3 separate regions of the Homo sapiens genome follow, and regions 2 and 3 are each linked to region 1. A link is a loop called in an ENCODE intact Hi-C map of the cell type or tissue named here. Cell type or tissue: natural killer cell. All regions are shown on one strand. Each heading gives the region's core, and the rest is flanking DNA. Links, peaks and the distances in the headings are about the cores only. Region 1 has its middle 14 kb from the start of KLRF1. Region 2 has its middle 10 kb from the start of CLEC7A. Region 3 has its middle 25 kb from the start of KLRF2.

Evidence for each region. A loop is a pair of places that touch in the nucleus more often than their neighbours do. Peaks named below come from ENCODE experiments on the same cell type or tissue, not always from the same donor. Only the 100,000 strongest peaks of a DNase experiment are listed, where the experiment ranks them.
Region 2: it touches region 1 in a loop (13-fold over the local background); 23 of 110 quality-filtered maps call a loop at or near these places.
Region 3: a loop joins it to region 1, with 2.3 times the contacts of the local background. A loop is called at or near these places in 13 of 110 quality-filtered maps.

Annotation. Positions count from the first base shown.
Region 1 is chr12:9,808,569-9,818,872 of GRCh38, reverse strand. It overlaps a transcript of KLRF1 not described here and the pseudogene GCNAP1. Among named protein-coding and RNA genes, the nearest start is that of KLRF1, 14 kb to the left of the region's middle. In natural killer cell, for the core only: CTCF peaks have their summits at 4,280 and 4,479; a DNase peak (open chromatin) is centred at 4,542; H3K4me3 peaks cover 1,009 bases; H3K27ac peaks cover 1,328 bases.
Region 2 is chr12:10,135,144-10,145,447 of GRCh38, reverse strand. No RefSeq gene overlaps it. Among named protein-coding and RNA genes, the nearest start is that of CLEC7A, 10 kb to the right of the region's middle. In natural killer cell, for the core only: a CTCF peak has its summit at 5,229 (motif pointing right); a DNase peak (open chromatin) is centred at 5,247; H3K27me3 peaks cover 420 bases.
Region 3 is chr12:9,901,379-9,911,682 of GRCh38, reverse strand. It overlaps a transcript of CLEC2A not described here. Among named protein-coding and RNA genes, the nearest start is that of KLRF2, 25 kb to the right of the region's middle. RefSeq lists an enhancer at 314-1,513. In natural killer cell, for the core only: no CTCF peak of the experiment used is centred there; a DNase peak (open chromatin) is centred at 4,612.

The sequences.
Region 1 (10,304 bases), core at 2,399-7,398:
TCTATTTCTCCTGTGAGAACAGCACACACTAGCTGCTTCTAGTTGGCTACCTGCACTTGCTCAATATTATAACTTGAAGAAGACAAAAAAATACTGACAATTTTTTTGGCATTCTAAGACTAATTCTAAATACAAAAATAAATAAATAAAAGCAAAATTTAGGGGGAAAACATTTTCATTTTGGCATGGACTATGCCTGGAACCAGGAGATTTACCAGCCAGTCACCTAAGGGCAGATTTATTACTTAAGTCTCTTTAATCTTGGACTAGATGCTGCTTGGTCTTCATAGGAACAATCACATATTTTAGGAACAGATTTGCCTTCTATGCCTACAGTGCTTCTACTAACATCAATACTTAAGAGTTACAGAATGTCTTATCCATTGTCATGGTTCCTCACACAATATTGTATTTGACATTTTACAACAAAGAAAGATTGACAATCAGTTCATGCCTATAGAAGTTACTTGCCCAGTTGCTCAGGATCTCACACACATTCCATGGGCAGTTGGAGGTGAGCTGCCGCTGGCCACACCAGAGGCTGCAAGACCAGACATGGACAGGTACAAAGAAGAGCTGTGCCACTTGCACAACCCAGAGGAGAATTGATACATCCTTAACGTTGATTCAAGCAGTGATGAGAACCACGGGTCTTCTATGGCCAGAAGAGCTCAGAAGAGACAGTCCAGCTCTATGGTAGTGATCAACTCTGACTCTGATGATGAATGCTACTCCTATGAGGAGAAGAAAGCTAAGATATTCTAAATAAGCAGTGACGATGAGAGTCTGGAGTGTTGTTATGTGCAGCCCACCATCCAGGAACCCTCCAATAGTTATTAGTGATGGTGATGATGACAATGATGACAGTAATGATTTGGAAGTTTCTGTGCCAGCAGAAGATTCGTATGATGAGGACCAAACTGCCTCAGATGAAGAAGAGCTGGATGAGGCTGCTGTCTGCCAGCATGATTCATCTGATGATGCTGGTTGAGCATGATCTTGGTGAGAATCTTAGTGAACCACCAGGTGATCCTGAGACTAAACTTGAGGTTTCAGAGAGGAAGCTGCCAACTGAGGAAGTGCCTGCACCTGTGGTGGAATAATCAAGGAAAAGGAAGGCAAAGACCAAAAAATATCATGGGGTGACTGAGGAAAAGACAGGCAAAGACCAAAAATATAGTGGAGCCACTGAGGAAGAGGAAGGCAAAGACCAAAAATGTATCTGTAACACCTGCTGGTAAGGGACAGAAAAACCGTGGACCTTCAAAGAAGAAACCCGGTGTGGCCAAAGTTGAAAAATGCAAGACTAGGACTCATAAGCGCAAAGTCCCTGGATGTTTCTTGCTTGACCTTGAAAAGTCAAAACAGTACTCTGGAAAAAAATCTCAAGCGAAATAAGGATGAACTGGTTCAGAGAATCTACGACCTGTTTAACAGCTCCGTCTGTGATAAAAAGCTACCAGAGAAACTAGAGATCAGCTAGAATAAAAAGATGCTGAGAACTGCTGGCTTATGCAGCACTGGCAGGAATTACAAAGCAAGGCAGAATTCTTAAGGTTATCTGAGAGTATATTCGTGTGAGCTAAATCCTTTACTGGTAAGAAGTGTTAGAAAAGTTTGTTTTTGTGAAATTAAGGATATTAGAATTTAGATACTGTTAAGTAATATTAGAATTTAACATTCATGTTATTAACCATGATTGACCTTAACAAGGGGCTCTATTGCTAACCATTCTGTGCCCTTGACAGGGTAGATCTGAAGCCCTTGGGATCTACCTTGGGTCTTACTTCAGCTCAATAGTTTTCACACGTAGGACAAAATGCAAAAGAAAAGTGAGTTTTCAATAGTGGCAGGTTGAGAGAAAGAAGAGAATGCTGGATGGGAGGCTGAGGCGGGCGGATCACGAGGTCAGCAGATCGAGACCACCCTGGCTAACACGGTGAAACCCCATCTCTAATAAAAATACAAAAGAAAAAAAAATATTAGCCGGGCATGGTGTTGGGCCCAGCTACTTGGAAGGCTGAGGCAGGAGAATGGCGTGAACCTGAGAGGCGGAGATTGCAGTGAGCCGAGATCGCGCCACTGCACTCCAGCCTGGGAGACAGAGTGAGACTCCGTCTCAAAAAAAAAAAAAAAAAAGAAGAGAATGCTGGAAAGAGGACAAGTTTTAGAGGCAACACTTAAAAACCAGGGCTACTGTGACATCTACCTAGACAGGAAAGATGAACATGTTTCATGAAGTTCATTGCTGATGACACTGAATGAAACTATCTGAGCCATGTAATCAAAAAATAGAATGTTTTCTGCATCTCAAAAAAAAAAAAAGAAGTTACTTGCCCCTAAGTAACTGGCTAACCAGGGTATTGAAATGACTTCCTGAAAGCACACTAATGACACCAGTTGGAATAAAACAGCTTGCAAGTGTGGGATTCAGTTTTTTAAGAGGGGGTATTTGCCTTACCAATATATGTTGCTGTCTCTGCCATAGCCAGAATGTACAGGTATGGGAACAAAAGCATAGAGTTAGGATTCAGATTTGGAGTAGCCTTGTACTAGTACACCTAATAATTCACTTGAAAATTGTCTCCTTTTCCCAAGATCTTGTTTGTGCTGGGTTTAGAGGTTCTAATGCCTATGGCAAGATTATTCTAATAAGGAATATGACCATTATCCTGATGAACAGGAAGATGAGACTTCCTTGTTGCACGTTGGGCTCCGCAGTCATTGAAGCAGCTGGCAGAGAAGAAGATTGCTGTGGCCAGGCGCAGTGGCTCACAGTTTAATCTCAGCACTTTGGGAGGCCGAGGCGGGCAGATCACCTGAGATCAGGAGTTCGAGACCAGCCTGACCAACCTGGAGAAACCCCATCTCTACTAAAAATACAAAATCAGCTAGGCGTGGTGGCGTGTGCCTGTAATCCCAGCTATTCAGGAGGCTGAAGCAGGAGAATCACTTGAATCCAGGAGGCGGAGGTTTCAGTGAGCTGAGATCACGCCATTGCACTCCAGCCTGGGCAACAAGAGTGAAACTCCATCTCAAAAGAAGAAGAATAAGAAGAGGAATAAGAAGCAGCAGCAGCCGCAGCAGCCATACAGGCAGAAATTGGGTTGCTCTTACACATTGTGGTAAGGACTATGCCTGGAAGCCAGGAGATTTACAGGAGCGTATTTTAGCACCACTTTCCTCATAGTCTTGGTAAATACAATGCTAGGCCAACCCAAGAAACACACCAATAACTTGGATCCAATATAATGATAATCTAGGTCATTGCTTGATCCACACACTTTGTACAATTAGCTGGACAGAGTCAAAGAAAAGAAAGATGGAGTGCGTAGCAAGCTATACCTTGTCTCCTGCTACTCAAGTGGTATCTGCTGACAGAGAAATAGACCTCAACCACACAAAAAATCCACAGAAGTCCATCTGCGGCTCAGATAGAATCATCCTGGATATAGATAGCTCCTATCCCAGAGTCCTCTTGTCAAATCTTCTCTCAGAAGTTAGTGTAGAAATGATTAATCAAACCATAGCATGTTGAGACATTTCTGTTACTTCCACAAATAAATTTTGAATTCATTGAAATAACTGGCTTTTTACATTTAAGCTAGAAAGTAGTATATTAGAAAATAGGTAGGATTTGCCTTGTCAAGTTAATTTGAAGGTGCAATTTCTATAGTTCTTGTTATCATCATGATTTATAAGAAAAGTATTCTTGTTTCATTTTATTTCTTTTTTATATTCTTATTGGTACATAATATTTTCATGTATCTCTAAGGTACATGTCATATTTTGATACATGCATCGGTTGTGTAATTATCAAGTCAGGGTGTTTAGGATATCCATCACCTCAAGCATTTATTATTTCTTTGTGTTGGGAACACTTCAAATCTTCTCATAACTATTTTGAAATATAAAATACATCGTCGTTAACTATAGTCACTCTACTATTCTGTTGAACACTAGAACTTATTCCTTCTAATTGTATGTTTGCATACCTCCCCCCTCCCACACACACACACACACATCCTTCACAGCTGCTAGTAACTATCATTCTACTCTTTACCTCCATTACAATAACCTTTTATGGTGGCAGCAAAGGGTGGGCTGGGCGGGCAGCCCTCGGGCCCCCAAAGGAGTGCAGATGTCAGCGGTGGTGGAAAGGCGGTCCCCAGGCCACTGAATGATGCACTTGGGCACTTGTGGGCCGTACCAGGCTTTGCGGGTCCAACCTCAGGCCTCCTGATGGTGCACACAGGCTGTGGTAGGTGGGGCTTGCGAGCAGCCAGGCTGGGTCTTCAGTCAGGCCTCCTGATGGTGCAGGAGCATACGCGGAGCTACGGGTGGGACAGGGCCATGGATCCCCAGGCCCCTGGGCAGTGTGCTCAGGCACTGGGAGAGGCTTTGCTTGGTGGTGTGGTCCTACCCTCAGACAACCCAATCCCCTATGTTGTGCTCAGGGCTCAGGCTGTGGTTGGCAGAGTGGGCAATCCCCAGGCGCCTCCCAGCGGCGTGCTTGGGTGGTGGCAGTCCCGGCTGTGGAGATGGCAGTGGGTGGAGAAAGCCTGTCGGTGCGCAGCTGCTTTGCTATTGGGAGTCGGGGTGGCTGTCAGTGGCAGCGACCTCACTCAAGTGGCTGTCAGGCTCTGGGGAGCTTGCGTTTTGGCTCCCTTTGACTGGAGGCAGCCTCCCCAGTGCACTGCACTGCCGATTCCCCCGGGGTGTAGAACACCTTTGGGGCTAGAGTGCCAGGGACCCAGCCACACGGCTGGCACCAATCAGCCTTGTGCCACTACAGCCCTCCCGGTGTGTGGGGTGTTGTGGGGGAAGTGAAGGATGTCTGCGGGGCTCCAGGGATGTGGAGATGCGGAAGCTGTTGAGACCCGAGGCAGGATGAAGTCTTGTTGGGGCTGGGCTCCAAATAGCCTGGTCCAGGAGGTGTGTGGGACCTCGCCTGAGCTCCGTCCTGGAACAGTGCTGTTGCGCGGTGCAGGCTCCAGGCAGCTCCCCATCCTAGTCTCGGGGCCCCCAGGGCTCTCCCATGGCTACGACTGCAGGAGTCTGCGGTGGGAATGTGGACACACTTTCCCTGCACTAAGAAGTCTCTGGGCTCCCAGACAGTTTCAGCTGAGCTACCTGCCTCCCCTCTGTCTCTTTCCTGCCTCAGAGCTTTCCTGTCGCTTCTCTGCTTAATTCGAATGTGTTCTTTTAGATGCTGTATTCCAAGTCTGATTTTCTACTGGGTGTTTTGGTTCTTCTTTGTGGAGGAAAGTACTGAGGGCCTGTAGACAGCCATCCTGAAGCCTCTCTCGGGGGAAAAATGTTTTCTTCCTCCGTATCATGAAATGTGTGAAAAGAGTCGAAATTGCGACCTTGTAAATTTGTTATTCTATTTTTTAAAATTCCAGCTGGGCGTGGGGGCCTGCGCTTGTACTCCCAGCTACTGGGGAGGCTGAGGTGGGAGGATCACATGCACAGAAGTTAAAAGCTGCAGTGAGCCCTGATCATACCACCGCACTCCAGCCTGGCTACAGAAAGAGTCCCCGTCTCGAAAATAATTAATTAATTTTAAAATCCTACAAGGTTTTTAGGAAGGAATTTTTGGTTAGATTTATATGTCAGTTAAGACATAAAAGAACCAGCATGGCACATGTATACATATGTAACTAACCTGCACATTGTGCACATGTACCCTAAAACTTAAAGTATAATAATAATAAATTAATTAATTAAAAAAATAAAAAAATAAAAAGACATAAAAGAGGGAATGCCATGAGACTGGCAGCAGGTTTCCACAGTGCACTTTGCTGCAAGGATATTCCCCCAAGCCTGGAGGGCAACCCAATGGCTGACCACCCACTCTGTGATCGGCCCATCCCCCATGGAAGTTTTACCTCTTGATGATGAATGCTCTCATATCCTCCAAGTGTACAAGCATTTGAAATGCTTAAACAACACTACAAAATTAAATGAATAAGTAACTGATTTGACAAATACGGTCAAACTGCATTAAAAGAGAAAGCAACAACAATATTCTGTCTCAAAACTGCCCCTGCTTATTAGGAAGTCAGACTGATTTCTTCCCACATCATAGGCAATTCCCATAAGTTTTCCATTCTCTCTAAGGTAATAAATATTATCCTCTGTATTTCAGGTGATAAAATATACCCCAAGGAACATGAAACAGACTCCCTGTGGGTAAAATAACAGAAACAGACAAACAAATGAGAAACCAGAATCTGATAGATAGCAGGATGAGGGACTAGTCAGGTATCCCAGGGTTATTAATTGCCATAAGTTTTCCTTCCCATAATTAAACAGGAAGGAAATACTGAAAAGCATTGCCAAAACAACCATAGCTGGGAAATTTCCAAAATATCTTGACAGATTGCCTGATGCCAGCGGACAACCTTCTCCCCAGCCTTGCTGTCCTGCCATAAGTCAGACTGTCCTACCATAACTCAGATTGGAAAAAGAACCCAATCTTTTTTTTTTTTTTTTTTTTTTTCCTGAGACGGCGTCTCGCTCTGTCGCCCAGGCTGGAGTGCAGTGGTGCAATCTGGGCTCACTGCAAGCTCTGACTCCCGGATTCACACCATTCTCCTGCCTCAGCCTCCCGAGTAGCTGGGACTACAGGCGCCCGCCACCACGTCTGGCTAATTTTATGTATTTTTAGTAGAGACGGGGTTTCACCATGTTAGCCAGGATTGTCGTGATCTCCTGACCTCATGATCCGCCCGCCTCGGCCTCCCAACGTGCTGGGATTACAGGCGTGAGCCACCGCGCCCGGCCAGACCCAATCTTATAAACATTCTTTATTGATGAATGGCCACAGACCTTAAACCAGTTACAGACAGCTTGTGGAGATTATGTACAAACTATTTTTGTACGCTATAGTTCACCTTTTGAGGTAAAGAGCCAAATTCCACCCGATTTAATGTTAAAACACCATCCCAAAGTGACCGTGGGGTGCATGTTACATCTGCTTACCCAATGCACTAGTGCTTGACTTCCTTCATGAATATTCATAAGTATTCACAGAATTTTCCCAACCCTGCTCAGTATGTATGTAAAACTGACTGTATAAGACATGTATACCAGCCCCCTCTCACTTCTTCAGAGAGTGAACTTTCGGATTTTCCCGAAAGCTGCATTTCCCTAATTCTAGGGTTATTTTTCCCTCTGAAAATAAAGTCTTCTCCTTTCCTTCCTTTGTGGATCTCATGGTCTTTTGATAATGAAGATAATAAAAGATCCAATTCCGCCTAATATCTTAAGTCCAACTTTTATCTAATTTAACACTTTTCCTCTCTCTCAGCTTGGATTGGATCTGCTTAGTTTGGGACCATTAAGGGGGCAAGTGAGTATAACGGGCTCTGCATGAGCTTCTTCCCTCTCTAGTATCTCTTTCCATTCCCCAACCCTGATCCCCAGAATGAGTGAAGGTGAAACAAAGGGAATAGAAATAAACACGGAATAAAGATGTTACCAGCCTGGACAGTTTTAATCTGTATGCTGACACTCCAAATGTTTTCTCTCTTTTTTTTTTTTTTTTTGGACTACTTCTATGGGTTTTTCAGAAATTCTGCTCCTGGGGTACTCTGCAGTTGTCTGATGTGTGATGTCTCCTTTGGCAATCCTGCTTGCAAATCACTGTACCTCACCCCTCACAACTCCCCAGGTACCTTTTTTTTTTTTGCTTTCTACTCTATACTTCCAGCTTCTTTTCATTGAGGCTGACTTGCCTGTGGTAAGAAGCAGTCTTAGGTGAATTTTATTTTAGGATGGTTCCCAAATGGCTGCTTTGTATGAGATCTTCATCCGGCCCACAGGAAACACTCCCTTCAGCCTCACCATTGCTGGAAGTGTGGCTTAATCTACACATCTGCTTTTACTCTGTGGTTATGTGTAGTTCTAACAAACTCACATACTGAAAGTGTTCACCTCTGCAACCTCCAACTCCCAGAGGACACTTGCCAATATATGACAGAATCCAAACTTGGCTTAAGGTAAAAGAGAAGTTCTTTTGCTTATTGACACAGAAAGATATTGGGAAATGGGAAGTACACTGGCAAGTCACTTCATAAAAAAAATTCTCACTTCCTAATCTCTGAACACTCATAAACTCTTAATGTGCTCTGAAAGTAGATGATAGATCGAAATTTGAAATAAACACTTTTGCAAGCTTGTTAGCATGTCCTATATAGGAGGTCTAGCACCTATAGAATTGTTCTTGACATTTGTGCCCTCAGATAAAAGTAAACAGCAGGAATGACCACATTTTAATATCCTACTAGTCATTCAATATTTATGAATTATTTTCTGAGGACTTATTACATGTCAGACACTGTTTGGGGAGTCTATTTTAGACTTCAAACATCTTTTAAAAACAAACATTTCATTAAACTATAGGTGAAAATTTAAGCATATAGTCATTAAGTTTGTGAATCAGACCTATCTTGGAGAGGAATTTAATTTGTTTAAATTTATCAAAGGACACACAAAAGATAAGCCCTAGTTATTCTAACCACTTATTAACACAGCTACCTGCGATTTCTGGGAGCTTAACTTCCGTTCAGGCTCAGAAACTCTAATTTTGGGAATATACTTGGACCACATTGTTAATTTGGGAGGATTCAGATAAAGTATGAGAAATGCATTCACATTTGACTATGAGAACATCAAGTTATATTGTATAATACCAAAAATAATGGTCCCTTGAATATATCCAGGATGACCTACAAACAGAATTGTTCCTAGATAAAAACCCTCAAGCTTGTAGAAAATCTATGTTGACACTCACTATTCAGATGTTGTCATTCACAACTCTGAGTTTCAGTGATTTAATGATGAAATTTAGGACTGAGAAGCTTGTTTCTTGCAGATTTATCAACCTTGCTAATTGATCTTTATGTCATTCTCCTTTTGTATACTTCAGGTAAATAAATAAATATTTGATTTATTCATGGGGTGATTTTGTTTGATACATTAATCCATAGGCACAGTCAATATTTTCAAAACAGTAGTTTTACATCAAATAAAGCAGCATTAAAAAAAACAGATTTATCAATAGAATAACAACTTTTGAAAGTGGAACTTATTTTTTTAAATCAATTTTCTTAACCTAAGTTTAAATCTAAGTAACCCGCTTTTTCCAACAATAATAACAATTTATCTTTGAATACTACACAAAATCTCATGACATAATCAAAATTAACTGGGGTATATGGATGCTTCTTTCAAGAATTGGTATCAATTCTGCCTTCTGGAGCCAGTAAACTAAGCGTAACATCAATATGACAGCTGTTGGAACAATTTACGTTAACAAACTTATTCCCAGCAGCCCTTTTCCTGATTCTGGCTAAGTAGCTTTAGTTCCTGGAAATAATACTTAAGTTACGGTTTCAACTAATTCAAATCCCTGTTTTTTCTCATCTGTACTCTTAAAAGTAGGCATTTACATATGTGCATGTATGCAGAGGAAAACTAAGAGAAAGTTAAGATGGTTTGAAACAATCACATAAAAATTATTTCAAAGAATTGGGCCAGGAATGGAGGAAAAAAGTCCCACCCTTTCTTTTTAGATATATTTGTATTGATTTTACCTAAAATTCATTACTTCACACAATCTTATTTTGAGCTTGTTGGTCATTGAATTTCCCCTAGTGCTCTTGCATACATCTACAAATAAAGGCAATTCTTCCCATCTTGTTAACTTCTTCAGTTTAGATTTTAATACACTTAAAAAATTCATCTCGCTAAACTCTCAATTTTCTCCGAAATGCAGAATGTTTGGAGTTTATGATTCTATTACTCAGTGTATTAGATATCCAAGTTGTATGTCATCTATACATTGAATATATTAACCTAAGCATTTATAAAATGTGGAGTAAGAGAGAATGAAATGCAAAACATTCTGGCATATAGAAAATGATCTCTCTCCTAACTAATGGCACCTAACCTGAGGTAGCACTGCTTTCATGTAGATATTATAGCATTCTGTGGCATACATCTCAGTGAAAATCATATACATGATACATTCATTGTTTTCCAAAACCATTAATGTGATAAGTCTTTTAACACCAAGAATACGAGGTCATTCTAGCATGACTTGCCTGCTTACTCATATTACACATATGGATATTTACTAAGACTTAGCTAACTATATTTTTAATATTGCACTCTGCCAACTCTTGCCTAAAGCTCTTTGATTCAAACGTCTACCAAACCAAGGCTGCATGATTGCAGCATTCTGTGGTACATGGAGAAACTACTGTTAGCATTCACTCCTGCTTTTGGGGAGGATG
Region 2 (10,304 bases), core at 2,259-7,258, 330 kb before region 1:
TATGCTTTTGTTAGATATTTTATTTTCGTTTTGTCACAGGGTTTATGCATTTTTTATTATGATGTGCCTTGGTGAAGTTTTTTTGTTTGTTTCTTGTATTCAGAGTTCTTTAGCTTTTGGATCTATTGTTTTACATTTTTCATTAGCTTTGAAAATGTTAAGCATTATTTTTTCAAATATGTTTTCTGCTCCAACCTCTACCCCACTCCCACACACTGTTAAGGGATTTAATACACGCGTATTAGGCGCTAGAAATTATCTCCCAGCAACCTAATGCTCTGCTCTGCCCTTTCCCTCCCGTCCCCTCCCCTCTCTTACTTTCCGCTTCTCTTCCCCCTGCCTTCTTTCCTTTCTATTACTTTCTGTTCTTTCTCCTTCTCTTTTCCTTCTTTTTTTTTTTTTTGAGACAGAGTCTCACTCTGTCGCCCAGGCTGGAGTGCAGTGGCACGATCTCGGCTCACTGCAAGCTCCACCTCCCGGGTTCATGCCATTCTCCTGCCTCAGCCTCCCAAGTACTACAGGTGCCCGCCACCACGCCCGGCTAATTTTTTGTATTTATTAGTAGAGATGGGATTTCACCTAGATAGCCAGGATGGTCTCGATCTCCTGACTTCGTGATCCACCCGCCTCGGCCTCCCAAAGTGCTGGGATTACAGGCGTGGGCCACCGCGCCTGGCCTCTTTTCCTTCTTTCTTGCTTGCCTTCCTTCTTTTATTTTACTTTTCTTTCTTCTTCCCTTTCTTTCTTTTCCTTTTAAAATTATATTCTCTCGGGGCTTCATTTTTAATAGTGACTCTTGTTATATCTCCAGGTTCACTAGTCTTTCCTTCTGGGTGTCCAATCTGCCATTAATACCTTACAGTGTATTTTTAATTTTATCTTTTGTCATTTACATTTCTAAAAGTGTACTTTGGTGTTTTTTTTTTGTCTTCTACATCTCTATGTAACTTTTAAAATATATAAATGTGTTTTGAACACATTAATTATCTTAATGTCTACATCTTCTAATTCTAACCTCTGAGTTGGTTTTGATTATTATTCTCCCCATTATGGGTCATATTTTTGTAACTCTTTGCATGCCTGCTGATCTTTGATTGAAAGCCAGACATTGTTCATTTTACCTTGGTCGATACTAAATAGGTTTGTGCTCCTATGAGTTTTATTATGAGATATGTTTAAGTTTCATAGAAACAGTGTGACGTTTCTGTTATTGTTTTTATGATAGGCAATATTAAAGAATTTCTCATTCTGGGGCTTAATTATTTCCCACTATGAAGGCAAGAGTTTCTGAATATCCTACTGAAAGCCTCACTGAACTATGATCTTTTCCAGCCTTGATGTTGGGAAAGGGCACTGTTCCTTGCTGTGTGTGAGCACTGGGAAGTGTTTTCTCTAATCAGTTTGGATGTTTCTTTCCTTGGACCCTCTGGTAGCTCCTCACACTTGTGCTTTGATCTGAACTCTGCTGAGTCCTCAAGCAAGATCCTCTGTAGATCTCTGAGTTCTTTCTTGATGCAGCCTACTCTTCTCTTGTACTCTCCTCTGAACTCTGTTTGCCTTTTTCTTCTCTGGCTTTCAGCTTTATATATCTTTAATCCATGGAGTTTACTAGCCTCATCCTCAGTTCCCCTTCCCTGTGTGTGGCCTGGAAACATTCTAAACTTGGTAAGCTAGGGCGATTATAGAGCTCACCTTGCTTGTTTTCCATCTCTCAGGAATCACTGTCCTTGATTACTTGATAGCCAGTGTTTTAAAAACTATTGCTTTATATATGTATATCCTTTTGTTTGTTTTAATTTGGAAGGTGAATTGAGTCCTTGTTACTCTATTGTGGCTATAAGAAAAAGTTCAAGATAACTATTTTGTAATTAGGTATTTAAGCTTCTCTTTCTGTTAGGGCTACTGATATCATTGAACAAAGATAAGTTGAACTGAGAGTATCCCTGGGGAAAAAAATTGTACTTCAATACTGAAAGATGGATTCTTGACTTTGTGTCTGGTAGTTTCTATTTCAAAGTTGATGACAGAGCTATCTTCTTTAGCCAAGCTGATAGTGCCTGTGAGTCATTGCCCATTCGCCCTTACTATTTCTGTCTTCAATCCTTATAGACACTGGTGCATTATTTTCTTAAACCTTAGATTCAGAGGCAATTGCCATGATCTGATCTATCCTGGGGATAACTCTTTCTATTAGTTCATATACTGCTTTTTGATCCCAACTATATCATTTAAATCAGGGCTACAACTTCAGCTCTTGGCCTGAGGGCTGTTATGTGCATGCTGTGATCTAAGACTAATTTTTACATTTTAAAAGGGTTATTAAAAATATGTGCAGCAAAGACTGAAAGTGGACTGCAAAATCTAAAATGGTTACCCTCTCTCCCTTTTCAGAAGATATTTACTGACTCCTGATGTAAATAAACTATTGTTCATGCATGCATTTCTGTAATGAGAAATAAATATGATAGTTAAGCACAAGGGCTCTGAAGTTGAACTGAGTTCAAATCCCAGTTAATTACTGAACATTTCTGTTGTCTAAGGCAAGCTATGTACCCTCTTAATGCCTTGAAGTTCTCAACTGAAAGAGGAATACCACTAATAGCTACCTCAGAGATATTTGAGGATTTAATGGAATGATGTTTATAAAGTCCTTCACAATGTGCCTAGAATTTGGTAAGAGTTCAAGAAATGTTAGCTACTCATATATTTGTTTAATTTTTTTTATCTTCTTAAGGCCCTATAAATATTCTGGTTTTGATTGTCGATTCTTAAGTTCTTAGAACATATTGGTCAAATAATCTAAAGGACCTGTTAATTAGGTTTAATTGCACTGGTAAACATTGCTTTGGATTCTTTGTTGTTGTTGTTGTTAAAATAGCATGCTGTGGAACATATCCTGACTTGGCCCTTCTTTTACTAACCATAAAAAGTAACATCCAGCATTTCTGCAGTTTTTTTTTTTTTAATTGTGGAGATTTGTCTGAGGTTTATTGGGGCTCTGAAAGAAAACTTGAGTTGGTATGGGAACAGATGGTATATAAGTGAATGTAATTTCAAATATCCAATTACCTTAGAGTATTTCATACAGTAAACTTTGGGCTGTGCTGGCTTAGCAGAATGTGTATACTTTCCTGAATTTATTGTTTAAGGTTTTTTTGTTTGTTTTGTTTTTGGTTTTTTGCTTGTTTATTTATTTATTTATTTTTTTGAGACAGAGTCTCACTTAGCCATCCAGGCTGGAGTGCAGTGGCGTGATCTTGGTTCAATGCAACCACTATCTCCTGGGTTCAAGCGATTCTCCCATCTCAGCCTCCCGAGTAGCTGGGATTACAAGCACCCGCCATCATGCATGGCTAATTTTTGTATTTTAGTAGAGACAGGGTTTCACCATGTTGACCAGGCTGGTCTTGAACTCCTGACCTCAGGTGATCCGTCCGCCTTGGCCTCCCAAAGTGCTAGGATTACAGGCGTGAGTCACCACGCCAGGCCTGTTCAAGTTTTTAAAATGTAACAAGTAAAATGAGCAAATTTAAGACATTCCATCTTTATATTAATATCTTCAAATGTACTTCCTTTGCATCTGTGTTTATCTCCCAGATCCTCTTAATCTCCACTTTTCCATGATCCCCCTCATCCCATGATGGATAACACCTGTAAAAATGTGCCATTTTTACTGATGGAGTACTCGTTTCCTGGAAGTAAATTAAAAATATATGGGTATATTTTTAATATTATTCTTTACATATGCATATATTTTAATTGTTATTCATATATATATAAAAGAATTGAGGAGTTCTAAGCATTGACAGAGTTGGGAAGCACAGAATTAAGTAGGAGTATCATCCATCTGACTTGTATGTGGACCATAAGGAAATCTGAGGGCTTTGATAATTATTAAACTGAACTTTGGTGACAACACAGTTAAATTTAATGGTCCATGTTATATTCCAACAAACAGTCAAATGTCTCAGATCTTCCCTAGTTCTTTTACTCCTTTAACAGCACAGCTGATAGATAATTTGTATCTCAACTCTCAGATAACATACAATCCAATAGCAATATTATAAATAATTCAAATTCAGTAAAGCATCCTATAATACTGATAGCAGAAATCTATCTCAGTATATTCATAAATATCAAATTGTCTGCCTTCGGTAAGCTTATACAACACTGTCTTATTTATTTACAATAAATACCAAACCTTTTACAAATTAAAATAATTACTTATGCCTGTCTTATTACTTTGTTATATTTTGAAAATGCTACAGGATATCTACTATGTACTTTTTTTTTTTTTTGAGACAAGGTCTTGCTCTGTTGCCCAGGCTGGAATGCAGTGGCACGATCTTGGTTCACTGAAACCTCCGCCTCCTGGGTTCCAGCTATTCTTGTGCCTCAGCTTCCCGAGTAGCTGGGACTACAGGCATGTACCACCATGTCAGCTAATTTCTGTATTTTTAGTAGAGATAGGGTTTCACCATGTTGGCCAGGCTGGTCTCGAACTCCTGGCCTCAAGCAATCAACCCACATGGGCCACCCAAAGTGCTGGGATTACAGGTGTTAGGCACTGCACCTGACCAGCTGTGTAATTTTTAAAAGGCTGAATATATACTTCAGTAAGTTAGATAAAAAATAACAACTTCAGATATTTTGATTTCCCCTTCACTCTTATTTTTACAAAGATATATGGATTAGAATTGTTTTTTTCTCATTTTTGGTTTATTCATTAATTAATTCATTTATTTATCAACGCTCTAGTGAATACCTTCTTTCTTTAGTGCTAACAGGGTTGACAGTAATGAATATACTTAGAACCTGTTCTCATGGTGCCTACAGTGTGGTATGGAGGAAGAAAATAAACAAATTAAAAATAGCTAGCTATATGATCTTATTCATCCATTTAATGTAGTCAGTGCATCACTCTAGGCACTGGGAGTTGGTACTGAGCAAGATATGTTCCCTTCTTTCTAGGAACTGATGGTGGCAGAAATTTAAAATTAAAAATAAATGTACATGGTAATTATTGAACTCTAACAGGTGATCTTAATAGAAGCTAACTCCTAATGATGATAATTCCTTAGGAATGAAGAACCATAGATGCCTTTTAGCAGAATGAAAGTGCCATTTTTATTATGAGACAGGTCTAGCCTGCAGAAATTTTTCAGTTTTACTTGCAAATGAATAAAATAGATTAAATTCCTCTAACTTACCTTGAAATTCCTAAAACGAAGCAGCAGATGGCACCGTCACCTCATTCATGCCTGCTGATTTTGCCACATCATTTTGGTTAACTCATGCTGGCTTAGCTGAGCTCAAACACCACAAGGAATCTATTTTTATCAGTTTTTCTGTACTTACCTTATTTGCCATACAAGGATCCCAACAGAGATTTAAGACCCATTATCATTTTACTGGTGAAGAAGCAAGCATAGAAAATTAAACAATATATCTAAAGTCATACAGTCCATCAGTGACAGAGTCAGAAGCAGCAATGCCACATGCTGCATTTACTGGGTAGAACGTAGACTCTGAAATTCCAAGCTCTACAAGTAACTTGAAGTTTTTTCCTTCTTATGTAATTTAATTCACCTATATTGAGCTGTTTCTTTTATTTATTTATTTATTTATTTTGTTTCGAGGTGAGGTCTCGCTCTGTTGCCCAGGCTGGAGTGCAATTGTGCAATCTCTGCCTCCCGTGTTCAAGCAATTCTCTCACCTCAGCCTCCCGAGTAGCTGGGATTACAGGGGCGTGCCACCATTCCTGGCTAATTTTTGTATTTTCAGTAGAGATGGGGTTTTACCATGTTGGCCAGGCTGGTCTCGAACTCCTGACCTCAGGTTATCCACCCACCTAGACTTCCCAAAGTGCTTAGATTATAGGTGTGAGCCACTGTGTCCACCTTTTTTTTTTGTTGTTTGCTTTTTTAGACAGAGTCTTACTCTGTTGCCCAGGCTGGAGTGTAGTGTCAGGATCTCAGCTCACTGCAGCCTCCTCTGCCTCCCGGATTCAAAGGATTCATGCTTCAACCTCCCGAGCAGCTGGGATTACGGGCCTGTACCACCATGCCCTGCTAATTTTTGTATTTTTAGTAGAGATGGGGTTTTGCCATGTTGGCCAGGCTGGTCTTGAACACCTGGCCTCAAGTGATCTGCCCGCCTCGGCCTCCGAAAGTGCTGGGATTACAGGTGTGAGCCACTGTGCCCGGCCTGTTACCCCTCTTTTAAAAAGTGAATGGAATTTGTCAGGTGACTAGCTTCCAAATATTTTCATTGCTCAATTGCTTTTTTTCTAAATGAAATTGTATATAAAATTTCCACCTATCAAAAAAGCAACATCAGAGATGCTCTGGTTGAATCAATATTGGGACAGTCCAGAGACCTTCCTGTTTGGCCTGTCCTGCATCACATTCTGCTGTATTTTTCTACTAAAGATGATGCTGAGTTATAGGATACAGAACTGAAACATGGATGTCCAATAAAGTAACAAAAGTGAATGCAATGGAACACAGAGCCGCTATGGGTAAAATAAAGAGGGATGACCCACAGGTAACCTAAAGCAAACAAATAAACATACACAGCTGAATTTTGCTTCCTATGCCATTTTTTTTCTTGACTCCCACATTTGGAGATGCTTTTTCTTCTCTTCCAAGGTTTCTCCATTTGTACCCACGACAGGAACTGTCTATTTCGAGGGTAGATTTTACCTCCATGCCATTGCTCAAGAGTCTCCTGAAACTATCTCCTGCAGTCAAGATGAAAATGGCCAATTTGGGACTCAGTGTCCTTGGTCAACTGCCTTGTTCTTGCTTCTTCCATTTTATCTCACTGAACCCCAGGACTCCTTTTCCCAGCTACTAGGGAGGCTGACGAAGGAGAATCGCTTGAACCCGGGAGGCAGAGTTTGTGGTGAGCCAAGATGGCGCCACTGCACTCCAGCCTGGGCAGAAGAGTGAGATTCCATCCCTCCGAAAAAAGACAATTCAAAATTCAAGTAAATGATAAGTTTAAAAATACCAAAACTTGGTTTCAGGATTAATTCTAAAATTCATTTAATTGAATTTTTCTCTGATTGTACTCTTGAAAAAGAAGTAAGTGTAATATCGTATTGAAATGGTCAGAAGAAAAGGAGGGAGGAGAAGAAATAACACTTTTTTAAAAAAAGAGGACATAGAAAACTTATAAATAGGCTGTTTATTTATTGTATATGAAATTTACTTATAAACTCATAAATAGCCTATTTATAAGTTTTCTATGTCCACCTTTTCAAGGAAAAGGAGTCCTGGGGTTCAGTGAGTTAAACTGGAAGAAGCAGGAACAAGGCAGTTGACCAAGGACATTGAGTCCCAAACTGACCATTTTCATTTTGACTGCCCGAGATAGTTTCAGGAGACCCTTGAGCAATGGGCATGGGGGTAAAATCCACCCTTGAAATAGACTGTCCCTGTTGTGGGTACAAACGGGATTACAGGCACCTGCCACCACACCCAGCTAATTTTTGTATTTTTAGTAGAGACAGGGTTTCACCATGTTGGCCAGGCTGGTCTCGAACTCCTGACCTCAAGAGATCTGCCTACCTCAGCCTCTCAAACTGCTGAGATTACAGGCGTGAGCCACCACCCCCAGCCTGAATTGCCTTTTTTTCTTCCTATTTCCTTCTCAACATTATTTCTAGGTTCCTTACCTTATCACAAAACCTCCATGTGTATCTTCTACACTGTTCTTTCCATTTTCTCACTACTTAACATACCTGGTTGTACTTCTTTATTTTTTCCTCCTCTCATTGCCATGACTACAATCCCTTCTCCTGAATCTTTTGAATTTTTTGGCTCTGTCAATTTAGATTTTCATTATAATCTGACTTCCTAAGAAAAAAGAAATGTCAAGTTATTTTGTCCTCTACTTAAAACTAATTGCCAGGATGCTCTGCAGCTTGAAGTTAAACTACCAGGGAAGTCTTTTAGGACAATGCCTCATACTCTTCTGTTTGATTTGTCTTGCTCTTTTTTCTTGTTTGTTTGAGACAGCCTGTAGCTCAGGCTGGAGTGCAGTGGTAGGATCTCGGCTCACTGCAGCCTTAATCTCCTGAGCTCAAGCGATCCTCCTGCCTCAACCTCCTGAGTAGCTGGGACTACAGGCACATGCCACCATGCCCGACTAATTTTTTGTTGTGGTGATCGGACCCAACACCAGGTCGTGGGGGTGACGAAGTCCAACAGAGTCAAAGGAATGAGAAAAGACAGTTTGAGAGAGAAAGTGGGTCCAGGGGGCCAACACTAGTTATGGAGGCTGCGAAGGCCCCGAGCTCCGGAAGCCCAGACTGTTTATTGGTGATCAAACAAAGAAACAGGTGGTGAGAACGTGGGGGTCGAAAGGGAGCGTTGCATTAAGCACATGAGTTACAGCTGTGATGGTTTAGCATTTATATGGCCAATTCTGAGACACAATCGATCTAGGAGCCTGGTAGGGCGAGAAGCAAGGAGCCAGCAAGTCTAGACACATTCGAGAGCCATGAGCCCTGGATTCTATCCAAGCCACGAGGGGTTTTATGCCCTGAGCTTAGATTATGGCGCATCAGGGTAGCCTTCCACCCTTAGCACAGAGTTTGGTGTTCCAAAGGCCATGAGAGGTTTCAGACTCTGGACCTGGACATGTTCCAACACTCTTTTATGTTATGTCAGACATGCAAGCCCTGCTTCAGCTTCTCCCAGCACTCATCTTTTCCCAACAATTTTTGTATTTTTTGCGGAGACAGGGTTTTGCCATGTTGCCCAGGCTGGTCATGAACTCCCGAGCTCTAGCTATCCTCCCACCCTGGCTTCCCAAAGTGTTGGGATTAAGGTGTGAACCACCATGTCTGGTTTTTTTTTTTTTTTTGGCTTTTTTAATCAAAATGTCATTAAAGGCCAGGTGAGGTGGCTCATGCCTGTAATCCTAGCACTTTGGGAGGTTGAGGCAGGTGGAGTACCTGAGGTCAGCAGTTCGAGACCAGCCTAACCAACATGGAGAAACCCCGTCTCTACTAAAAATACAAAAAATTAGCTGGGTATGGTGGCACATGCCTGTAATCCCAGCTACTTGGGAGGCTGAGGCAGGAGAATCACTTGAACCCGGGAGGCGGAGGTTGCAGCGAGCTGAGATCGCGCCATTGCACTCCAGCCTGGGAAACAAGAGCGAAACTCCATCTCAAAAATAAATAAATAAATAAAATAAAAAGTTATTAAAGATTAATTTATATGGAATAGTTTACAGTACCCATTCTCAATTTTGCATTTCAGGGACTATTAAAGGGAAGAACAAAGGCCTCTGGAGGGGGGTGCTGGGAAGAGCAGATGCTCTGTGCCCTGGCAGTGAGTCCGGCTCCTTTAAGGAAGTACTAGAGACCTGCCAGGTGTCAGTTTATTTGATGGCAACTAAATGTTAAAAGCAAAGTCACAAAGAAGAAAGGAGGAGCATGGGCTTGGCAATTGGGAGCTGGGGATCCCTGGCAGGGAAGGTGGGAGAGCTATGAATGACTACACCATCTAAAATGAAGCATTTGTAAGTGTTGTGAGTAAAGCTAAGTAAATTTGGTGCTTCAGTCAATCCAAGGGATACCGAAGTAATTTTTTTTACATGTCTTTCTTCCTCAAATATAATGAGAAATCAATTAGGATTGGGATTGAGCCTCAGGTTTGTGAATATAGTAAATATTCAGTAGATATTTAATTGTTAATGGATGAATAGAGAAAACAAGGAAAGGAAGGAGGCAGAGAGTCAGAGAAGAGGAAGAGAGGAAAGAGGCCCAATTTAGCATTCAAATTGGAAGAGAAATTTGATTTTTTTTTAATTGGGAAGGTACTTTGAAATGTTGCTATCTTCTGAGGACTGAACATGTTTTTCTGCAGTGGTTCTTAAGTTTAATGCTTAGTTTGGTTTTAATAATCTTGTTTTCTTTGTTATTTTTATTATTTTTTTGAGACAGAGTCTTGCTCTGTTACCCAGGCTGGAGTGCAGTGGCGCCAGCTTGGCTCACTGCAACCTCTGCCTCCGGGGCTCAAAGAAACCCTCTCACCTCAGCCTCCCAAGTACTTTGAACCACAGGCATGTACCACCATAGCTGGCTAATTTTTTGTATTTTTTTTTTTGTAGAGATGGAGTTTTGCCATGTTGCCAGGCTAGTCTCGAACTCCTGGACTCAAGCCAACCACCTGCCTTGACCTCCCAAAGTTCTGAGATTACAGGCATGAGCCACCGTGCCCAGCCATAATCTTTTCTATTTAATTCATGTATCCATTTATTTCTATATATTCACATGTTTACTTATT
Region 3 (10,304 bases), core at 2,395-7,394, 93 kb before region 1:
AGTATTTTTTTAAGGGGAAGATAAAAGCTGTGGTACTTTCAGTTCACATGACTTTAATCTTTGAGAAATAAAAACAGCCTTAAAAATTATTGGTAAAATGCAGGTGTCACTAAAATGTAAATAGGTGAGCTAAATTATGCAGGTTGGAGTCAAGGTTTGCTAAATGTTTTAAGGTTATAAACTACTTTTGGGGTTTTGAGAATTCTTGGACTTGCTGGCTTCACAACTGGTAAGGTCTGGCAACATATGGAACTAATCACACCATTAATTCATGCCAGAGAGGATAAATTCCTCTTCAAAGGGCTTAATTGTGCAATGTCCTTGTTCTTTGCTCAGAGGCTCAACCTTCTTGTACTCTCTTCTTTCTAGCCTGCAAACAGCCCTCCTGCTCTTGCTGTGCCCTGACATGCCTAGACATGTCAGCCTCACTCTACATTCCTTTCCTTATTTGGAAAAAGTTTAGCCTTATTCTCCACAGGTGGCCCTCTTCTCTTCCCTCCTTCTCCCCCATCACTCATCTACCTTACATAGAAGGTTTAAGTGTTTAGCCAATCAGGACTAGTTTAGGTTGTGTGGTCTTGACTCCAGCCAATGGGGAACTACACAGAAGCAGGGACCGTGTTAGGAATAAAAACTCTTACCCTCCTTTGTTCAGTGTGCTGCATGGCTGATGCAGGCAGCACCCTTCTGCAGAAGTAAATTGCCTTGCTGAGAAATCCTTTGTCTCAGTGCTGGTTCTTCTTTGCAGCACAGAGCACTTGTTTCTAACAATCATAGGGGCTCATCAGGGATACCCTTTCTCCTCTGGGGAAGGGTCCCAGATCATCTCCCATGAGGAGATGCGTCACACTCTCTCGTTGCGTTGGCCTCAGAGGGAAAGGGATCAGGACCTCCCCCAGCATGACGAATAAACCCACACTCTCAGCAACGTGGGTGGAAAGGATTCTTACCTACCTACCACGGCAACCAGGTAACTCTATGCACAGGACAAGGTAAGAAATGTTGCAGGGGCAATAAAGTATTTCCTTGGAGGTCGGGATATCTTGGAGGTTGAAAGTGTGTGAATGGTAACGAGCACTACTACTGTGCTGAGTGAGTACAAAACAAAAGGAGAAGATTGCAAGAAACATCCAGTAAAAGGGGAGCTAAGCTTCTAGGAGAAGAAAGGCAAGAAATCTCTAGTAGGAGAGATTGAGACTCACACACAGCTTCTAGAAGAAGGGAGGGCAAGAAATCTCTAGTAGGAGAGGTTGAGCCCCCACACACCCAGAAGCATTAGAAACCTCCAATAGAGGGGAGGTTGAAAACTCCAGGGAAAAAGCCTGCTCCAGTTAGACACCATACCAAACCTCCAAGATGGGAAATGTTTCAAATAAGACAGGGAAAATAAAGAGCCAGGCAGATGATGAAATTCCTCCTGATAGTTGCCTAGGGATTATGCTAAAATATTGGTAAGATAATAAAAGAACCAAACATAAAAGAAAGCAGCAAATGATAAAGTATTTTTGCTTCATTTGGGCTCGAGAGCCAATCCTCAAACCCTCAATTTTCTGGCCAAAATTTGGGTCCAGTGAAGAATGGATTTGTTAACTTTTAATGGAACATATTAATGACAAAAGCCCTGTGTCTCTGGAGGATATAGAGTATGCTCTTTGTTGGAGGCAAGGACCTGTCCTCCTTTACCCTCTAAAAATCAGAGGGAGCAAGCTAGAATCTTACTGCTCTGAAAGAGAAAAGGTCCCTATTCCTAGACAGCCCATCAACACATGGGATCCCCTAGACCATCTTCCTCCACTCAATACCCCCAATTCTCCCCCTCAAGCAGCTGTTGCCACCTCAGACCCCACTCCAGATCCCTCCCCTGCTCACATTGTTCCCCACCCCTTACAACCCCAATTCTTGGGAATTATCATCCCATGAGCCAGCTCCTTACCAGCCTAAATACTCTTCTCTAAAAGGACTCCAACGTGAGGTAGAGCAATGTAAAAAGGATATTCAAAACTTCCCTTTATCCCCTATCCCTGGGGAATCAGCTCTGACTCTCTGCCCCTTAAAAGAGGTGCTGCAGGGAGGGGGTGCCATCAGCTTCATAAATGCTCCTCTAACCAGTTCAGAAGTTCCAGGCTTTAAAAAAGAACTCAAGCCGCTGTGAGATGACCCTCATCGAGTGGCAGATCAGGTCGGTGATCAATTTCTAGGACCCCAGTTATATACTTGGGCTGAGTTAATGCCCATCCTGGGCATCCTGTTTTCAGGGAGAGAAAGGGGCATGATCCTTAGGGCCACTATGGTAGTTTGAGAACATGAACACCCCCCAGTTAAAACGTTTCTACAGCAGACGAGGAATTCCGTGCCCAAGATCCCTGGTGGGACAATAACAACATAGCTCACTGGAAAAACCTGCAAGACCTGAGGGAGATGATGATAAAAAGAACTCAAGAATAAGTACCCTGGACTCAGACTCTGTCTCAGACACTCAGCACACAACAGGGGAAGGATGAAGAGCCTATAGAATTCTTAAACAGATTAAAGGAGCAAATGAAAAAATAAGCAGGCCTAGATTTATAAGATCCCCTAGGACAAGGAATGTTAAAGCTTCATTTTTTTACTAATAGTTGGGCAGACATTTCCAAGAAATTACAAAAGATAGAGGATTGGAAAGATCATCCTCTAAGTGAATTTCTCAGAGAAACTCAAAAGGTATATGTGAGAAGATACGAAGAAAAGCAAAAAGTGAAAGCAAAATTCATGCTATCCACCTATCAACAGGGGGCTCCAAATCAATACATTTCTAAACAAAGCCCCCAGGGGGCCAAAATCTATAAATGACCCAAACCTCCATTTAGAGGCTTCAAGCCCCCTATTAAAGGATCCGGGACCTCATTTGCCAGACCCTATAAAGAACACAGGGGGGCCAAGCCAAAGAATCCCAAAACAGAGAAAAGACAGAATAGATGTTTTAAATGTGGAAGAACAGGTCTCTTTAAGAGGGAATGTCCCGCATGGGAAAAATAAAAAGAAGTCCTTCCACTCATGACTTTTGAGGAAGAATAGGGGGGGCCAGGGGCTCTGTCTCTTTTATCTCAAGTCCCACCAAGAGCCCTTGATAAACTTAGAGGTGGGACCCAAATATGAACTCATAACGTTTTTAGTAGATTCAGGAGCAGCCCGCTCCTCTGTTTCCCTCCATCTGATATCACCTGCTCCTCAGAACTTTCTGTCTCAGGGGTAAAGGGAGAAGGATTTAAAGCTAAAATCTTAGAAGAAACAGAAGTCAGTATAAAAACCGATCAACTCATATGAAGCTTCTATTAATCCTGGAAGCAGAAATTAACCTGTTAGGAAGGGACTTAATGCTAGAACTAAGCATCAGCTTACATGTTGGCCCAGAGGGATTCCTCACCTCACTAAACCTACTTACCAGTGTGGGTGAAAGACACATCCATCCTGATGTCTGGTCAAGAGAAGAAAATCAAGGAAGACCTCAAGTCCTTCCAAAACACATAAAGCTGAAAACTGCTGGGGAGGTAGTAAGAAGAAAACAATATCCCATTCCCCTAGAAGGCAGAATAAGCTTGAGGCCCGTAATTTAAAGCGTCATTCAAGACGGGCTTCTTGAACCCTGCATGTCCTCTTTTAACACCCCAATACTGCCTGTAAAGAAATCAGACAGGTCATACCGACTAGCACAAGACCTCAGAGCTGTCAACCAATTAGTCCAGATGACTTATCCTTTTGTCCCTAACCCTTACACCATCCTCAGCAAAATCCCACGTGACCATCAATGGTTTACAGTAATACACTTAAAAGATACCTTTTGGGCCTGTCCTTTGGCTGAGGACAGTCGGGACATATTTGCTTTCGAATGGGAAGATCCTTATTCTGGACAGAAACAACAGTACTGATGGATAGTTTTGCCCCAAGGGTTCACAGATTCCCCTAGCCTTTTTGGCCAAATTTAGAACAGGTTTCAGAATAAATTCATACCCCAAAACACATATGTCTGCTCCAATATGTGGATGATCTTCTCATATCTGGTGAAAATGTAGAGAAAGTAGCTGCCTTCTCTACACACCTTCTTAACCATTTACAAGGGGAAGGACTATGAGTTTCAAAAGGAAAACTCAAGTTTGTAGAACGTGAAGTTACATATTTAGGGCACTTAATAAGTAAAGGCAAATGAAGGATGGGACCCGAACAAGTAGAAGGAATCAGATCCTTACCTTTGCCTCAAACTAAGCAGAAGCTCCAAAAATGTTTAGGATTAGTTGGATATTGCTGCTTATGGATTCATTCATATGCTCTAAAAACTAAACTTTTATACCAAAAATTTACCCAGTGGAAACCTGACCATCTTCTGTGGACTTCTGAAGAAATTCATCAAATTGAAGAATTAAAACATATGCTTATAACTGCCCCTGTTCTAGCTTTACCCTCCCTAGAAAAACCATTCCACCTTTTTGTTAACATGAATAATGGGGTGGCTTTAGGGGTACTTACCCAGGAACACGGAAGCCACAGGCAGCCTGTAGCCTTCCTGTCAAAGGTTTTAAACCTAGTACAAGTGGGTGGCCTGAATGCATTCAGTCTATCACAGCAACCACATTACTGACTGAAGAAAGCAGGAAGTTAACCTTTGGGGGAAAATTAGTGGTAAGCTTACCCCATCAAGTTAGAACTATCTTAAACCAAAAGGCAGGGAGGTGACTCACTGACTCAAGCATCTTAAAATGCGAAGCTATTCTAATAGAAAGAAATGATTTAACACTAACCACTGATAACTCACTCAACCCAGCAGGTTTCTTAACAGGGTATCCAAACCTAAAAAGAGAACACATATGTTTAGATTTAATGAACTACCACACAAAAGTCAGACCAGATTTAGAAGACACACCTTTCAAAACTGGGTGGTATTTGTTTATAGATGGCTCCTCCCAGGTAATTGAGGGAAAAAGACATAATGGGTATTCAATAATAGATGGAGAAGCTTTAGTAGAAATCGGGTCAGGAAGATTGGCTAATAATTGGTCTGCCCAAACTTGTGAACTGCTTGCATTAAGCCAGGCTTTAAAATGCTTGCAAAACCAGGAAGGGACCATTTATACTGATTCTAAGTACTCCTTTGAGGTAGCTCATACCTTCGGGAAGATTTGGACTGAACGAGGTCTTATTAACCGCAAAGGCCAAGATCTCATCCACAAAGAGTTAATCACCCAAGTACTAAATACTCTCCAGTTACCCAAAGAGATAGCTATTGTCCATGTTCCAGGACAGCAAAAAGGCTTTTCCTTTGAAAGTCAGAAAAATAACCTTGCAGATCAGGTAGCCAAACAGGCTGCTATTTCCTCTGAAGTGCTTGTTTTTCACTTAACCCCTTGTCTTCCTCCCCCTATTGCAGTCCCCATTATCTCTCCCAATGAAAAGGAAAAATTAATCAAAATATGAGCTACAGAAAACCAAGAAGGAAAATGGGTATTACCAGATCAAAGGGAAATATTATCGAAACCCCTCATGAGGGAAATCTTGTCTCAGCTGCATCAAGGGGCCCACTGGGGACCCCAAACTATGTGTGACACAGCAGTTTATGGGTGTATAGGAATTTATACCCTAGCCAAACAAGTTAGAGATAGCTGTCTAATATGTAAAAAAAAAAAAAACAAAACTAATAAGTGGGCTCCAAGAAAATCACCACTTGGGGGAAGAAATCCAGGACTAACACCATTTCAAAGTGTTCAAGTTGATCACACAGAAATGTCTCCAATCGGTTGCCTGAAATACCTATTAGTAATAGTGGATCACCTCATTTACCGGGTAGAAGCTATTCCCTTTTCAAATGTGACTGCTAATAATGTAGTTAAGGCATTAACTGAAAATATTATACCTAAGCTTGGATTAATAGAAAATGTTGAGTCAGATAATGGGACTCATTTCACTGTACATGTTTTGAAAAAGCCCAAGTATTAGAAATAAAATGGGAATACCATACCCCCTGGCACCCATCTTTATCAGGAAGAGTAGAAAGAATGAACCAGACTCCGAAGAACCACCTAACCAAATTAGTCCTAGAGACTTGGTTCCCATGGACTAAATGCCTCCCCATTGCCTTGTTATGAAACTGAACTGCCCATCAAAAATATATTGGCTTATCTCCTTATGAAATACTATATGGGTTGCCTTATTTACACTCCACTGCTGATATTCCTATGTTTGAAACTAAAGACCAATTCCTCAAAAGCTATGTACGTGGACTGTCTTCCACTTTCTCTTGTCTCTGAACTAAAGGCCTATTAGCACAGACGCCACCCTTGGTGTTCCCTGCACATCAGCACCAGCCTAGGGATCACGTTCTCATCAAAAGCTGGAAAGAAGGAAAACTTGAACCAGCTTAGGAAGGACCCTACCTAGTGCTCCTGATTATAGAAAGCACCGCACAGCTGAAAGGAGATGGACACACCACATGTGAGTGAAAGGAGACACTTCCACAATCAGAGAAAAATGGGCCGTTATCCTACGGCCTACCCTCACCAAACTAACTCTAAAAAGGGCTTAATAATCACTTGTTTATTTTCCCTTTTCTTTCCAGCAGAAAGTCACCTCGTCATCAATGTGACTCAAACTAATCATCCCTTAACCCTCGAGTTTGATGCTTGTTCAGTTATCTCATGTGGAGATGAACAAGCTCAAAGGCAGCTATCAAATGTAGATAAGTATTTATGTCCATACCGTATTGAGTCAACCAAGTATAAGTATGGAGCCTTAAAAAGTCCCTGTGGTGACTGGACAGATGTTTGGCAGACCACCCAACATGGACGGTGGACAGCCAGGCCCCCTTTTTCAAAGTAGTTGCAAGGACTAAAACAGAAACTCCAACTTATTCATGGTCCCACCCCACCAAATTGTAAGTCATTGCAGTGTAACCCCTTATTGCTAATTATAGATAATCTCCAAACAATGGCCCAAGAACCCTCCATATTTGAATGGTATTGGTTAGGAGCAAATGTTACAGGACGAGACCCCATAGGAATCTTCTCTCTGAGGTTAGCTAGAGCATCAGCTAAGAACAATAAAGAAATCCAGACCCAGAGTCTGGAGAACATGTGGGACCCAACACTGTGCCCAAACATATCAGGCTCAGCGCTCTCCTCCCATCTCTAGAACCACCCAACTAAGGTAATGGTTGTAGAGGTAAAAGATTTAAGGCAGACCATAGCTCTAGAGATGGGGTACAAAGATGCAAATGCCTGGCTGGAAAGGATTAAATATTCCATCTGCAGTCTAAACAAAAACGATTGTTACACTTGCGTGCACTGCAGGCCAGAGGCCTAAATCATCCCGTTTCCACTCGTATGGTCCTCCAGCCGACCAGGCACAAATTGTAAGGTAGCTCTCTCCCAACACCCCACAGCCTGGGGTCATGAATCATGCGGAGCTCTCTCTCTGCTATTCCCCAAAGTCCAGCACCCTGTGGGTCAGTCCCCGAGGTCCATCCAGCTTCCATCTCCTGATGCCAGTTTTACCTTGTGTCTCTCATGACAGAGAGAAAACTTAGCATTTCTGGGAGACCTAAAGGGATGCAGTGAGCTTAAGTCATTCCAAGAGCTAACCAATCAGTCTGCCCTGATCCATTGCCAAGTGGATGTATGGTAGTATTGTGACGGACCATTGCTGAACACTTTGCCAAGTAGCTGGAGCAGAGCAGCACTTGCACTCTGATCCAACTGGCCATCCCTTTCACCCTGGCATTTCATTAACCAAAAAGGATAAAAACAAAGCATCATAAAACAAGAGATGTCCCTCATGGGTCCTTTGACCCTCATGTTTATATAGATGCCATTGGAGTCCCGAGAGGAGTCCCAGATGAATTTAAGTCCCAAAATCAAATAATTGCTGGGTTTGAGTCCCTACTATTCTGGTGGTTAACTATAAATAAAAATGTAAATTGGATAAATTACATCTATTACAACCAGCAACAATTTGTTAACTATACTAAAGATGCTATTAAATGAACAGCTAAACAGTTAGGACCCACCAGCCAAATGGCTTGGGAAAATAGAATAACATTAGATATGATACTAGCAGATAAGGGTGAGGTCTGTGTCATGATTGGAACTCAATATTCTACTTTTATACCTAATAATACTGCTTCCAGTGGAACCATAACAAAAGCATCACAATGTCTTCCTGTTTTATCCAATGAACTAGCTAAGAATTCAGGAATAAATGATCCCTTCACTAATTTAATGGAAAAATGTTTCAGCAGATGGGAAGGACTTATGTCCTCAATCCTTACTTCTTTTGCTGTTATAATAGGTGTGCTTATTCTTGTAGGATATTATATTGTATTCTGTGCCCGAGGCCTAGTACAAAGGCTTATAGAAACAGCTCTCACAAAAACCTCCCCTACATCTCCTTCTCCATATTCTTATTCCTAGGTGATCAAGAAGAACAGCAAAGCCAAATTATGTTAGAAAAATTTGAAGAGGAGGAATTATTAAAAAAAAAAACAAAGAGGGAAATTGCCAGAGATTATAAATTCCTCTTCAAAGGGTTTAATTGTGTAATGTCCTTGTTCTTTGTTCAGAGGCCAAAACTTCTTGTACTCTCTTGCTTCTATCCTGCAAACAGCCCTCCTGTTCTTGCTGTGCCCTGACACACCCAGACATGTCTCAGCCTCACTCTACATTCCTTTCCTTATTCAGAAAAAGTTTAGCCTTCTCGTGCTCCACAGGCAGACCTCTTCCCTTCCCTCCTTCTCCCCCAACACGTGTCTACCTTATATAGAAAGTTTAAGTGTTTAGCCAACTGGGACTAATTTAGGTTGTGTGGTCTAACTCCAGCCAATGGGGAATGATACAGAAGCAGGGACTGCATTAGGAATAAAAACCCTTACTCTCCTTTGTTCAGTGTGCTCTTGCGATGGTGGCTGATGCAGGCAACACCTTTCTACAGAAGTAAATTGCCTTGCTGAGAAATCCTTTGTCTCAATGCTGGTTCTTCTTTGTGGCACTGAGCACTTGTTTCTTTCTTTTTTTTTTTTTCTTTCAAGATTTATTGCAAAGAGCGAAAGAACAAAGCTTCCACAGTGTGGAAGGGGACCCGAGCGGGTTGCCCGGCACTGAGCACTTGTTTCTAACATTAAAAAGGCAAACCAGCTGGGCGCAGTGGCTCACATCTATAATCCCAGCACTTTGGGAGGCCGAGGTGGGTGGCTCACTTGAGGTTAGGAGTTCAAGACCAGCCTGGCCAACATGATGAAACCTCGTTTCTACTACAAATTCAAAAATTAACCAGGCGCAATGGTGCACACCTGTAATTCCAGCTACTTGGGGGCTGAGGCAGGAGAATTGCTTGAACCCAGGAGGCAGAGGTTGCAGTCAGCCGAGATTGTGTGACTACACTCCAGCCTGGGCGACAGAGTAAGACTAAATCTCAAAAAAAAAAAAAAAAAATGGCAAACCTTGGCTACACTTAGCACTCAATTAAAGTAACTTACCAGGTTTTACCTTAAAGTTAAAAATTGCTAGGCATTAGTGGAAACTACTGAAAATAGATTTACAAGCAAGGTATGTAAGAACAGTAAAATGTGTTTTTGTTTGCAAAAGGTTATAAGAAGGCATGGAAATGTAAACTTTGGCCTCGGGATAAAGGATTGTTTTGAGATAAAATAGGAAAAAGCTGAAGGTTCAAGGAAGTGGTGGAAGAATTGTGAAAATTAATTTTGCAGAAGAGGTTCTCTTTGTGAACATATTGGCCACATTCAAGAAGGATATTATATGATTTTTCTGTAAATTGAGCATTGAAATAAAATCATAACAAGGTTTTCCTATGGTGCTAATCTGCTCTTTGGCAAAATTTGTAAAGGGTTATAAAAGGTTTTTGCTTCTTTAAAATTTCTGAGTCATCATTTTGGCAAAATAAATAATTTATGGTAATCTGGAATTCTATTTCATATTATCAGTGTTTTAAATCTTGAACATATTTGACAGCCTTCCCAAAATCAAAATTCAGTTTCCAAGTAGGCTTCCCTGGCACCTGGCTTTTCTAATACTTCAGAGGGCCCCTACAGTGTCCAGAAAAATGAAGTAAACAGGATTATTTGACATGTTTAGGTACATGGGATTGCCAAAATGTTGTTCAATCTTTTTTAGGTTATATCTTGGTGAATAAAGCTAATGTATGCTCTAAAATTGTATGGGATTTCTATAATTCTAATGTCTGAGTGTATGCTATCACTCATAATTAAAGTTGTTATGTTAGGTTAATGTAAACCACGGAAATAACCAAACTTCTTTGTCAATTGTGTT